Regions from separate parts of the Homo sapiens genome. Here region 2 is linked to region 1. A link is a contact called in ENCODE Hi-C or POLR2A ChIA-PET data. All regions are on one chromosome and are shown on one strand. The core of a region is the stretch at or near the end of the contact, and the rest is flanking DNA. Distances in the headings are between cores, read along the strand shown.

Evidence for each region. Hi-C counts contacts between places; a loop is a spot of excess contacts on that map. ChIA-PET counts read pairs that join two places held with the same protein, here RNA polymerase II (POLR2A). Pooled maps may share reads with other maps.
Region 2: a loop to region 1 is called in a map of CD4-positive, alpha-beta T cell, with 2.7 times the contacts of the local background. The contact joins the promoter of ZNF85 here to the promoter of ZNF429 in region 1. A Hi-C loop is called at or near these places in 3 of 168 maps with a recorded cell type or tissue (CD4-positive, alpha-beta T cell and naive thymus-derived CD4-positive, alpha-beta T cell), 11 of 37 single-sample maps with no recorded cell type and 17 of 50 pooled maps. POLR2A ChIA-PET finds 5 or more read pairs at or near these places in 12 of 52 experiments (AG04450, CD4-positive, alpha-beta T cell, CD4-positive, alpha-beta memory T cell and 8 more).

What each region holds. Positions count from the first base shown.
Region 1 is chr19:21,502,358-21,508,494 of GRCh38, reverse strand. It overlaps ZNF429 (zinc finger protein 429), which reads right to left and starts at 2,893. Exons shown (of 4, transcript NM_001001415.4): 1 at 2,721-2,893. The coding sequence starts at 2,723. LINC00664 (long intergenic non-protein coding RNA 664) reads right to left here. Exons shown (of 11, transcript NR_037194.1): 11 at 5,257-6,137. RefSeq lists enhancers at 1,908-2,509, 2,205-2,564, 2,575-2,894, 2,510-3,112.
Region 2 is chr19:20,920,254-20,926,390 of GRCh38, reverse strand. It overlaps ZNF85 (zinc finger protein 85), which reads right to left and starts at 3,140. Exons shown (of 4, transcript NM_003429.5): 1 at 2,988-3,140. The coding sequence starts at 2,990.

The sequences.
Region 1 (6,137 bases), core at 1,644-4,143:
AACCCAGGGAGTGGCAGTGCTGATAAGAAAACAGATGTGTCCGACTCATGTGTCAAGTTCAATCACTTGAGAGATTCTCCTACCCATCCCGCTCACTTAAGTCACTTAAGTACTCAATAACCACCCTCTCAGGAGACTGCTCTATGTTCCAGTAAGTGTCCCAAGTGCATTTTACTTTGCAATTTCTCGCCTCATCTCACCGGGGTCAGGGTTTCTTTTGTCTTTTGAGATATCACCTTTTTTTTTTTTTTCAGATGGAGTTTCACTCGTGTTGCACAGGCTGGAGTGCAATGGCACGATCTCGGCTCACCGCAACCTCCGCCTCCCGAGTTCTTCTGCCTCAGCCTCCTGAGTAGCTGGGATTACAGGCATGCACCACCACGCCTGGTTAATTTTCTGTTTTTAGTAGAGACGGAATTTCATCATGTTAGCTAGGCTGGTCTCGAACTCCTGACCTCAGGTGATCTGCCCACCTTGGCCTCCCAAAGTGCTGGGATTACAGGCGTGAGCCACCGTGCCTGGCAGAGATACTAGTCTTTTTTCACAAATTGTAGAGAATCAAGGGGTCAGAAATTATTTGTTTTCAACTCAATACCAGCATTTGATTGGGTGACCAGCAATGTGGCCCAAAGAAAGGAAAGTCGGGCTGGGTGAACACAGTCTTAACATCTGAAGGGGTTAGCTTTTCAAACGAAAAGTACACCAGGAGATTCCTCTCAGCCCCAGGGAATACACCTGCTCCCTTCAGAGGCTACACTCCATACCACAGGTTGTCCTATGGGAGAAAATGACCCAGGAATTAATATTCATTAGACAGTCTTGCAGACATAGCCATGACTGATATCTTGGTTTATTCACAGACAGTACTGGAACCCAGGACCAGGAAAAAAACTAAAGGGTGGCTGAGGACACATCACCCCACAAAAATTCCAAGAAAAACCTTGATGCCAAAACATTCTCATAAAATCTCTATGCCTAGGGAAGATAAAAGGAAAAGAGACAAAGATTTTTTTACAATACAGTGTCAGAAGATTATTCCTTGCTTTCTTCTTATGGAAAATATTTATAAACAGAAAACAAATCTTTTTAAATGTGCCATCCAATGCTTTGTCAAAAAATGTTTAATTAAAATACAGTATCAAAAATGTACACTAAAGGACAAATAGTTAATAGTGTGAATTAGGGAGTAGTGGGAGTTGGCATTTGGGATTGTCAGGAGGAAATGGAAATTTTGTATTTTACTGCAAGCCAGAGTTAGGCTGGAGGAATGGGGGGCGTGGGAGTAGATTTGAGACCCTGCTTAGGACACCTGTGAAAAATGCAGGGGAAGATCAGTTTTGTGTAGGGAGTGAAAATAGTTAAGTGGTAGGCAATTCGACTGAGGTGGCTGTAGTCCCTGAATTCCTACTTTTAAAAGATCTAACTCAAGCCGGGAGCCGTGGCTCACGCCTGTAATCCCAGCACTTTGGGAGGCCGAGATGGGCGGATCACCCGAGGTCGGGAGTTCAAGACAAGCCTGACCAACACGGAGAAACCCCGTCTCTACTAAAAATACAAAATTAGCCGGGCGTGGTGGTGCCTGCCTATAATCCCAGCTACTCAGGAGGCTGAGGCAGGAGAATTACTTGAACACGGAGGCGGAAGGTGCAGTGAGCCGAGATCGCGCCACTGCAGTCCAGATTGGGCAAGAAGAGGGAAACTCCATCTCAAAAAAAAAAAAAAAAAAACAAAAAACTAACTCAAATGCTTTTTTTTTTGTAAATTACTACACTGGGGAAAACAAATACAGGGTTAACTATTAACTGGAATTAAGCTCTGATTACATAACCAGGAAATTTTGTAAGCTGAAGATGGAAATTAAGAAACTACGTAACCCTACCTAACCAATAACTGAATTTGCGTTTTTGTACCATGCGCAAAGTCTTTCCTTCAAGCTCCTCCAAAGGACCACAAACTACATCCCACAGCTGGGTGCTTTACAATTTTAGAACCACTCTTTAATTAAATTCTTTAATATTTTGCAGTGACTCCCCTTTTTTTTTTTTTTTTTTGTTTGAGATAGTCTCATTGTGTCAACCAGCCTGGAGTGCAATGGCACAATCTTGGTCTCCTGGGTTTAAGCGATTCTCGTGCCTCAGCCTCCCACATAGCTGGGATTACAGATGCCTGCCACCACATCCGGCTAATTTTTGTATTTTTAGCAGAGAGGGGGTTTCACCATGTTGGCCAGGCTGTTCTCGAATGCCGGACCTCAGTGATCTGCCCGCCTCCCAGCAAACTGCTGGGATTACAGGCATAAGCCACCGCGCCCGGCCACTCCCATAGATTTTTAATAGGAGAGAATGGGAACTGGGAACCCCACGGACCAAAGCTCTTCCCGCTCATGAACCCGCATCCCGAGTCACTATTCTCACCTGACGCCCCTCCCATGGTTCTTGCACAATCTGGGAGAGACTGCGGAATTGCGCGTGCAGAGCTCCCCAGACAGGGCTACACGTCAGGCACAGTCACTGCGGAGGGAAGACAGGACGCCCGGGGCCCGGCTGTCAGCACAGTCGCCATCTTATGGCTGAAGGGGACTGAAGCCGAGCTGGGCAAGGAGAATTCCGGGCGCAGATTGTGGAGCTGACTGCCGGGAGACCTAAGTCCGCCACGGCCACTTCTCACGGTTCCGACCAGCCCCTCCCCCTCTCTGGGGATGTCAGACTCGGCACTCTCACCATTTCTAGGCTTCCAGGGGGTCCTGGAGTCTTAGCTGTGTATCTCCCAATATCTGCGGGTCACAGGGCCACACAGGCTGGGCCTCTAAGAACAAAGGACACAGAAATGAAGACGAGACCTGGAGCTCTGGCTGCAGCAAGAGCCAAACGCCCCGCCATATTCCGGAAACCGTCCTGTCGCTCCAGCTGCGTGCCTGATTGGATAATGTTTAAGACCCGCCCTCTCAGGCCCTGAGTGACAGAGGGTGATCAGTTGCTGGGCAGAATGAAGCGTGACAGCCTAGCTGCAGCCTTTTCAGGCAGGCTTTCCTCCGAGCTGAGCCAGGCCCACCCTAGAGGGTGTTTGCATTGAACCTTGTGTGTAAGGTCATATGCATTTATAAATATACTATATGGCTAGTCACAAATGAAAAGAATATAATAACAATTACTTTTAAATTTTAGCTTTTATCACCTTCCTAGCTTCTGGTCCTTTGAGCAGGCAGCCTGAGATTTTAAAAAGGAGGCAGTCCTCTGAAATAAAATGTGAGCCACATGTGAATTTTTAATTTTCCAGTAGCCAAACTTTAAAAAGAAACATGAAACACGTGGAATTGATTGTAATAATGTAACTAACCCAATATGTTTAAAGTATTATAATTTTAATATGTGAGCAATGTGAAAGGAAAATATCTTGGGCCCCCAAAATTACTAAGGAAAACTCAAGCTGGGAACTAAAGGCCAATCAGAAACTCAAAAGAATTTGAGTCCACCTATCTGTGACCTGGAAGCTCCCTCCAGCTTCGTGTCTTCCTGCCTTTGCTTCAAGTTGTCCCACCTTTTCAGACTGAACCAATGTACTTCTTACATATATTGATTGATGTCTCATGTCTCCCTAAAATGTATAAAACCAATATGTTCCCTGACCACCTTGGGCAGGTGTCCTCAAGACTTCCTGAAACTATGTCATAGGCGTGTTCTCAACCTTGGCAAAATAAACTTTCTAAATTAACTGATGTCTCAGATTTTCTGGGGTCACAGCAATATGTAATTATTAAGGCACTATATATATTTTTGGAACTAAATCTTCGAAACCAACTCTGTATTTTACTTTTCTAGCAAATTGCAGTTCAGACCAGGCACATTCCAGGCACCCAGGAGCCACACATGGCCAACAGCCACCACGTTGAAGTGCAGCTCTGATGTCAGGTGGGTGGAGGCCCTGAACATCCCTTTTCTGCCAGAGGTGAGGAGACAGCCTCTCTCTACTAACATCTATCTTCGGTTCTGAGGGTGCGATAGATAGTGGCCATAGCAAGGGCAGAGGGCAGCACAAATAAAATAACCACAGGTAGACCACTCTTTGCCACCTGTTGTCCACCTTTCATCCAGAGATCAGACAGTGAACAAAAAATTCTGGGGCCACAGGAGACAGGAGAAGAAAACTCTATGTCTTTGGGTCTGTCCACAGTCTTAACCTCTAACTTTAAGATATGAAGAAGGCCGGGCGCGGTGGCTCACGCCTGTAATCCCAGCACTTTGGGAGGCCGAGGTGGGCGGATCACGAGGTCGGAAGATCGAGACCATCCTGGCTAACACGGTGAAACCCTGTCTCTACTTAAAAAATAGAAAAAATTAGCCGGGCGTGGTGGCGAGCGCCTGTAGTCCCAGCTACTCTGGAGGCTGAGGCAGGAGAATGGCTTGAACCCGGGAGGCAGAGCTTGCAGCGAGCCGAGATCGCGCCACTGCACTCCAGCCTGGGGGACAGAGCGAGACTCCGTCTCGGAAAAAAAAAAAAAAAAAAAAAAAAAAAGATATGAAGAAAATAAATTAAAGGCAAACTTATTTTGCTGTTTGGCCTTGGCTCTAATGGTCAGGCTGTGGTTATCTGTTTTTTTCCTGTGGTGTGGGGTACTGTGTGAGTATAAGCACCAATCACACACATACATGTCTACCTGTATTTCTGCATTACTCAACATTGTCTTAGGAGACATCCAACTTCAAATCGGGAAAAAAAGAAAAGAAAAGTCAGTATCTTTAGGGTGTCCACTGTCAGAAGGTAACTAGTAATCAACCTGTCATTAAATCCTGGCATTCCATCTGCACAGGGTGCATGTATTAGTTAGCTATTGCAGCATAACAAACCATCCAAAACTTATTTGCTCGTAATTGAGATGGTCAGCCATTTAGGCTGGGCTCAACTGAGGTCCTTCAGACATGTATCATCAGCTGCCTTTTCACTATTTTTATTATTATTTGGGAAATTATTGTATTATTATTTATTATTATATTATTATTATTTGGGAAAATAGCTGTGGGATGATTTTAGAAAATCAAAGCTCAATAACATTATTTATTTTCATCATAAAAAATTTGAAAATTTGTAAAAGAAGAAAACTTTAGAAAAATTAAATTTAACAGTTTAAATGAGCAAATCATGATTTGCAAATCGGGTAACCTATGGATCCAGAGTAGGCTCAGAGAGACTCCAACACAGCCACATGTTGGTAAAATTTTTATGAACCAGAAAAGCAAAATGACATACAGAAAATGGAAGTGAGGTACAGAAACAGCCAGATTTATTACAGCTTAAGATATGTCCCATTTGAACATTAAGTTTACTATGTAAAAAAACAAAAAACAAAAAACAAATCCTATTAGCCAAAATTAAACATAAGAGGGAAGCTTTAGGCTACAACTAATTTAACAATTTCTCCCTTTTGTCATCTTCTCAAGTTTGAGACCAAAACTTTAGACATTAATATCACTTTGTCACCATCAAAAATGTACTTATTTAGACTCGAATCTCACTGTGAAACAGCAGAACTGTGGGTTTGTAAAGTGGAAATAAAAACTTCAGCTTATTATTTTGAAATTATTTTTATTTGTTTTTTAAAGTGTTAGAGTACAGGGGACCTCCTTGTGTTGAAATCTGCTATTTAGAGAAGAAAAACAAAACCTGGCCAGTTTTAGAATCTACCTGTTGCCTTAAATTTTTAGTTTAATTATGTCACATCCAGCATGAGTGACTCATTTTGGTTTGGTTTGTTTGGACCTAGTGCATAAGCTCAGTCCAGAATTATGGCCTCCAATAGTTTTCTTTAAAAAATTCCCCGTTTGGTTAAGTTCTTACATAGGTCACAGTGTAACCAAAACTCGGGGCTTTAGTGCCACTCTCAGTTTCCATTATTTTTGTTTTTTGTCCTTAGCATGTCATTCATAGGTTGTGCTGTCTTCATAGTCACATATGTCTTTGAGTTTCTGTCATTCCAGTTAAAGAGAGACCATTTGACATTCTACAGATGACTACATTCAAACGTTTACATCTTTTGAGAGAATACAGTGCAGTAGGAAGATTACCATTTTGACTATCAGGAGGATAATACCAAGAGTTTGAAGCATGCTTTTTAGCCAGGGTCCCCATGAACAACCAATTAA
Region 2 (6,137 bases), core at 1,891-4,390, 580 kb after region 1:
AGACAATAAATGTATTATTTTATTATTTCTATAAAAAATCATGTAGTAAACAATTAGTCATGGGAACACTTCTAGGAGGTACCAAGTTTCATCTCATAAAATTTATCATGAAACTTAAAAATCAAGATAACAGGATATGGGACAGAAATATTCACTGTCACAACTTTACCCTGCAAAAAGAGAAATTTGTGTTTTCATGAATCTATGTAACTCACCAATTATATACCACATTTTCTTGTGGAAATCTATTTATTTTCTACAGCCAAAATGGAAGAGAGATTTTTCCTAATTTTTTCCCTGATAACATTCTAAAAGCTAAGCCTTGGAATTCTGTTTAAAATCACCCAGCCATAAGCACACCTGAGAAAATTTTTAAACTCACTCTGACAAAGGAACAAGTAAATGAGAATTCTTAACAAATGGAATATATGATTAGATTTTAATTTTTTTCTAAAACCCACTTCTTTTACACCCTGTGCAAATATTTTTGTGCCTTTTAAACTTTACTAATCAAATGCAATTTACAATTAAAAGAAGCTGAAGTCAAAATAAGTGAACAAATCTTTTCAAGGTGACAAACCCACAGAGGGACAGTGCTGATTAGAAAAGAGATGTGTCTGACCTATGTGTCAAGTCAGGCCGTTCAATCACTTGAAAGATTCTCCCACCCGCTCCTGCTCACTAAAGTTCTCAATGACCAACCTCTCAAGAGACACTACACTATGCCCCAGTGACTGCCCCAAGTGCATTTTACTTTGCAAGTTCTTGCACCATCTCACTGGGGTGACCTTTTTTTTGTCTTTTGGGATACTATTTTTTCTTTCACAAATCTTAGAGAATCCAGGGGGTAAAAATTATTTCTGCATTTTTCTCTCAATGTGTCTCCAAGAAATAGAAGCTGGGTTGGGTGAAGTCAATCTTTTTTTTTTTTTTTTGTATACAGTCTCGCTCTTTCACCCAGGCTAGAGTGCAGTGGCATGACCTTGGCTCACTGCAACCTCCACCTCCCGGGTTCAAGTAATTCTTCTGCCTCAGCCTCCCTAGTAGCTGGGATTACAGGTGTGTGCCACCAGGCCTGGCTAATTTTTGTATTTTTAGTAGAGATGGGGTTTCACCATATTGGCCATGCTGGTCTCAAATTCCTGACCTCGCGATCCGCCCGCCTCGGCCTCACAAAGTGCTGGGATTACAGGTGTGAGCCACCGCGCCCAGCTGGGTGAAGTCAATTTTAATGTCTCAAGGAGTTAGCTTTTCAAAGGAAGAGTACACCAGGAGACTGCACTCAGACCCTGGGTATCTACCTGCTCCCTTGATAGGATACACTTCATACCTCAGGTTGTCCTATGAGAGAAAATGACCCAGGAGCTGATATTCACTAGACACTCTAGCCAACATAGCCACAATGGTGGGCATCCTGGTTTATCCCCATACAGTACTGAAAACCCAGGACCAGGAAAAAACTGAAGAGTGGCTGATGACCCATCACACCATAAAGTCTCCAAACGGAAACCTTGACCCACCAATATTCTGATAAGAACTCTGTGCCTAGGGAAGATAAAAGGAAAAGAGACACAGAGATTTTTTTACAATATGGTGTCAGGGATTATTATTCACTTTCTTCTCATGGGAAATATTTACAAACAGAAGACAATTTTTTAAATAGTGCCATCCAATGTTTTGTGGAAGAATTATTAATTGAAATATAAAATGTACAATAAAGGACAAATAATTGATAATGTGTATCAGAGAGGGGAAGGTGGCATTTGGGAATGTCAATGACACTGGAAATTTAGTATTTTACTGTAAATCAGAGTTAATCTGGAAGAACAGGGAGTAAGAAGTAGACTTGAGACCCTGCTTGAGACATATGTGAAAAATGCAGGGGAAAAGAAGTCCCCTGTGGACTGTGAAAATGATTCAGTGGCAGGCAATTAGACTGAGGTGGCTCTAGTCCCTGGGGTCCTCCTTTTTAAAAAAATCTAACTAAAATTTCATTTTTTAGTAAATTACCACATCGGGGAAAACAAAATTCAGGCTTAACCAACTATAAACTGCCAATTAAATTCTGATCACATAACCAGAAAATTGCCAACACGATCGTACAAATTAAGAGACTATATAACTGTACCTAACCAATTACTAATTTGATTTTTTTATCATGCACCTTATAAAAGTCTTTTATTCAAGCTCCTCCCATGGACCACAAACTACAAACCATAGCTGAGTGCTCTACAATACTTGAACCACTTTTTAAGTTCTTTAATATTTTTGCGGTGACTCCTATACATCTTTTTTTTTTTTTTTTGAGACGGAGTTTCACTCTTATTGCCCAGGCTGGAGTGCAGTGGCGCGATGTAGGCTCACTGCAACCTCCGCCTCCCGGGTTCAAGCGATTCTCCTGCCTCAAACTCCTGAGTAGCTGGGATTGCAGGCGCGCGCCACGACGCCCGGCTAATTTTTGTATTTTTAAAAATTGAGACGGGGTTTCACCATGTTGGCCAGGATGGTCTTGAACTCCTGACCTCAGATGATCCGCCCGCCTCGGCTTCCCAAAGTGCTGAAATTACAGGCGTGAGCCACCACGCCCGTCCCCCCATACATTTTTAACAGAAAAAAAGAGGAACTGGGAACCCCACAGCCCAAAGCTCTTTCATGAACCCGCACCCCGAGTCAGGATTCTCCCCTGACAACCCTCCCGTGGTCCCTGCTCAATCTGGGAGAGACGCGGTGCTGCGAATGCAGAGCTGCCCAGAGAGGGCTCCAGTCCAGGGCACAGTCACTGCGCAGGGAAGAGACAGGACGCCCGGGCCGGCTGTCAGCGCAGCCGCCATCTTATGGCTGGAGGAACTGGGGCCGAGCTGGGCAAAAAGAACTGGAGCGCAGATTGTGGAGCTGACTACAGGGAGGCCTGAGTCCCGCCACAGCCGCTTCCCACCGGTTTCAACCAACCCCTTTCCCCCTCGGGATGGCGGACCTGGCACTCTCACCATTTCTAGGCTTCCAGGGGGTCCCGGCGTCTTAGCTGTGGATCTCCCAATACCTGCAGGCCACAGGGCCACAGAGGCTGGGCGTCCACGAGCAGAAAACACAAAGCAGGGAAAACAAGACCTAGAGCTCAGGCTGCAGCGAGAGACAAAGGCCCCGCCACATCCCGGAAGCCGCCCTATCCGCACCAGCTGCGTTCCTGATTGGACGGTTCCCAGCCCAGCGTCTCTGATTGGATGATATTTAAGGCACCTTCTTTTCAGGCCCTGAGTGACAGAAGATGTGATCAGATGCTGGGCTGAAAGAAGAGCGAGTGACAGCCTAGGCTGCAGCCTTTTCAGACAGGGCTTCCTTCCTGAGCTGAGCCAGGCTCACACCAGAGAGTATTTGCCCTTACCTTGTGTATCAATTTATATGCATTCAAAAATAATATATTATATGGCTATTCACAAATGAACAAAGTATAACAACAATTGTTCTAAAATTTTAGATTTTATGACCTTCCTGTATTCTGGTCCTTTGAACAGGCAATCCTCTGAAATAAAATGTGAGTCACAGGTGAATTTTAAATTTTCTAGTAGCCAAACTTTAAAAAGAAAGAAGAAACAAGTGGAATTGATTGTAGCAATTTATTTAACCCAATATATTCAAAATATTTTCATTTTAATATGTGAGCAATATGTAATTATTAATGAAATATAAATACATTTGAAACAAAATCTTTGAAACTAATTCTGTATTTTACCTTTCTAGCACATCGCAGTTCAGACCAGCCACATTCCAGGCACCCAGGAGCCACACATGGCCAATAGCTGCCACATTGAAGTACAGCTGTGATGTCAGTGGGGGTGGAGGGCCTGAACACCCCTTTTCTGCCACAGGTGAGGGGACAGCCTCTATTTATCAACGTCTCTTTTCAGTTCCGAGGGTGAAACAAATAGTGGCTATAGAAAAAGCTGATGGCAGCAGGAATAAATCACAGGTAAACCACTGCTTACCACCTGTTGCCCATCTTTCTTTCAGAGATCAGACAGTGAGCAAAGGATGATGGGCCACAGGAGAAAAAAAACTATGTCTTCAGATCTGTTCACAGTCTTGACCTTTAATGTTTACATAGGAAGAAAATAGATTAAAGGCAAACTTATTTTGCTATTTGACCTCGACTCTAATGTTCAGGCTGTGGTTACCTGTTTTCTTCTGTGGTGTGGGAAACTGAGTGAATATAAGCACAATCACATGCATACATGTCCACATGTATTTCGGCATTTCTTTTTTTTGAGATGGAGTTTCACTCTTGTTGCCCAGGCTAAAGCGCAATGGTGTGGTCTTGGCTCACTGCAACCTCTGCCTCCTGGGTTCAAGCAATTCTCCTACCTCAGCCTCCCGAGTAGCTGGGATTACAGGCATGCACTACCACGCCCGGCTAATTTTTTGTACTTTTAGTAGAGACGGGATTTCTCCATGTTGGTCAGGCTGGTCTTGAACTCCTGACCTTAGGTGATCCAACCGCCTTGGCCTCCTAAAGTGCTGGGATTATAGGCATAAGCCACCACCCCTGGCCATATTTCTGCATTTCTCAACATTATCTTACAAGACATCTAACTTTAAATCGGGAAAAATATCAGTACTTTTATGGTGCCCAATGTTAGAAGGTAACTAGTAATCAACCTGTTATTAAATCTTGGCATTCTATCTGCACTGGGTGCACATATTAGTTAACTATGGCAGCATAATGAACCATCCAAAACTGATTTGCTCATAATTGAAATGCTCAGCCATTTAGGCTGGGCTCAGTGGGGCCATTCTTCTGTTCTCAGCTGAGCTCCTTCAGACATGTATCATGAGCTGCTCATTGACTAGGAAAGCAGCAGCTGTGCTTGTAGAGGTGAGCTTCTGCTTCTGGGACTGTCAACAGGGATACCTTACTTCTCCTCTTCATAGTATCTTATACTCCAGTTGGCTAATATGGGCTTTTTTCTTTTCTTTTTTTGAGACGGAGTCTCGTTCTGTCGCCCAGGCTGGAGTGCAGTGGTGCGATCTCTGCTCACTGCAAGCTCCACCTCCTAGGTTCAAGTGATTCTCATGCCTCAGCCCCCTGAGTAGCTGGGACTACAGGTGCCCACCACCACACCCGGTTAATTTTTTTGTATTTTGAGTAGAGACGGGGTTTCACTGTGTTAGCCAGGATGTTCTCGATCTCCTGACCTCTTGATCTGTCCATCTTGGCCTCCCAAAGTGCTGCGATTACAGGCACCAGCCACCGTGCCTGGCCTAATATGGGCTTTTTTTCATGAATATGGCAGCATTCTGAAAGAAAAACAGAAGCAGGCCGGACATGCTGGCTCATGCCTGTAATTCCAGAACTTTAGTAGGCCAAGACAGGTGGATCACATTAGGTCAGAAGTTTGAAACGAGTCTGGCCAACATGGCGAGACCTCACCTCTACTAAAAATACAAAAATTAGCTGGGTGTGGTAGCATATACCTGTAGTCCTAGCTACTCAGAAGGCTGAGTCAGGAGAATTGCCTGAATCTGGGAGGTGGAGGTTGCAGTGAGCCAAGATCATGCCACTGCACTCCAGCCTGGATGACAGAGAAAGACTCCTTCTCAAAAAAAGAAAAAAACAGAGAAAAGAAAAGGAAAGAAAAGAAAAGCAGAAGCAGTCAAAACTGTTTGAGCCTAGGCTCCAAACCAACACATTGTCATGTTCTCAGGTTTCTACTGCCATGAGCAAATAAGGCCAGCCAGATCAAGCGTTTGGAAAATAGATTCTGACTCTTCATGGGAATGGCTGTAAAAGCACCTGTCAATGTACATGGATACAGGAGGGATGAAAAATTGCTACCATATTTGCAATCAGTATCCTTCTGCTTTTTTTTTTTTTTTTTTTTTTTTGAGATGGAGTCTCATTCTGTCACCAGGCTGGAGTGCAGTGGTGTGATATTGGCTCACTGCAACCTCTGCCTCCTGTGTTCAAGTGATTCTTGTGCCTCAGCCTCCCATGTAGCTGGTATTACAGGCCCACACCAACACACCCAGCTAATTTTTGTATTTTTAGTAGAGATGGGGTTTCTCCATGTTGGCCGGGATGGTCTTGATCTCCTGACGTCGTGATTCACCCAATTCAGCTTCCCAAAGTGCTGGGGTTACAG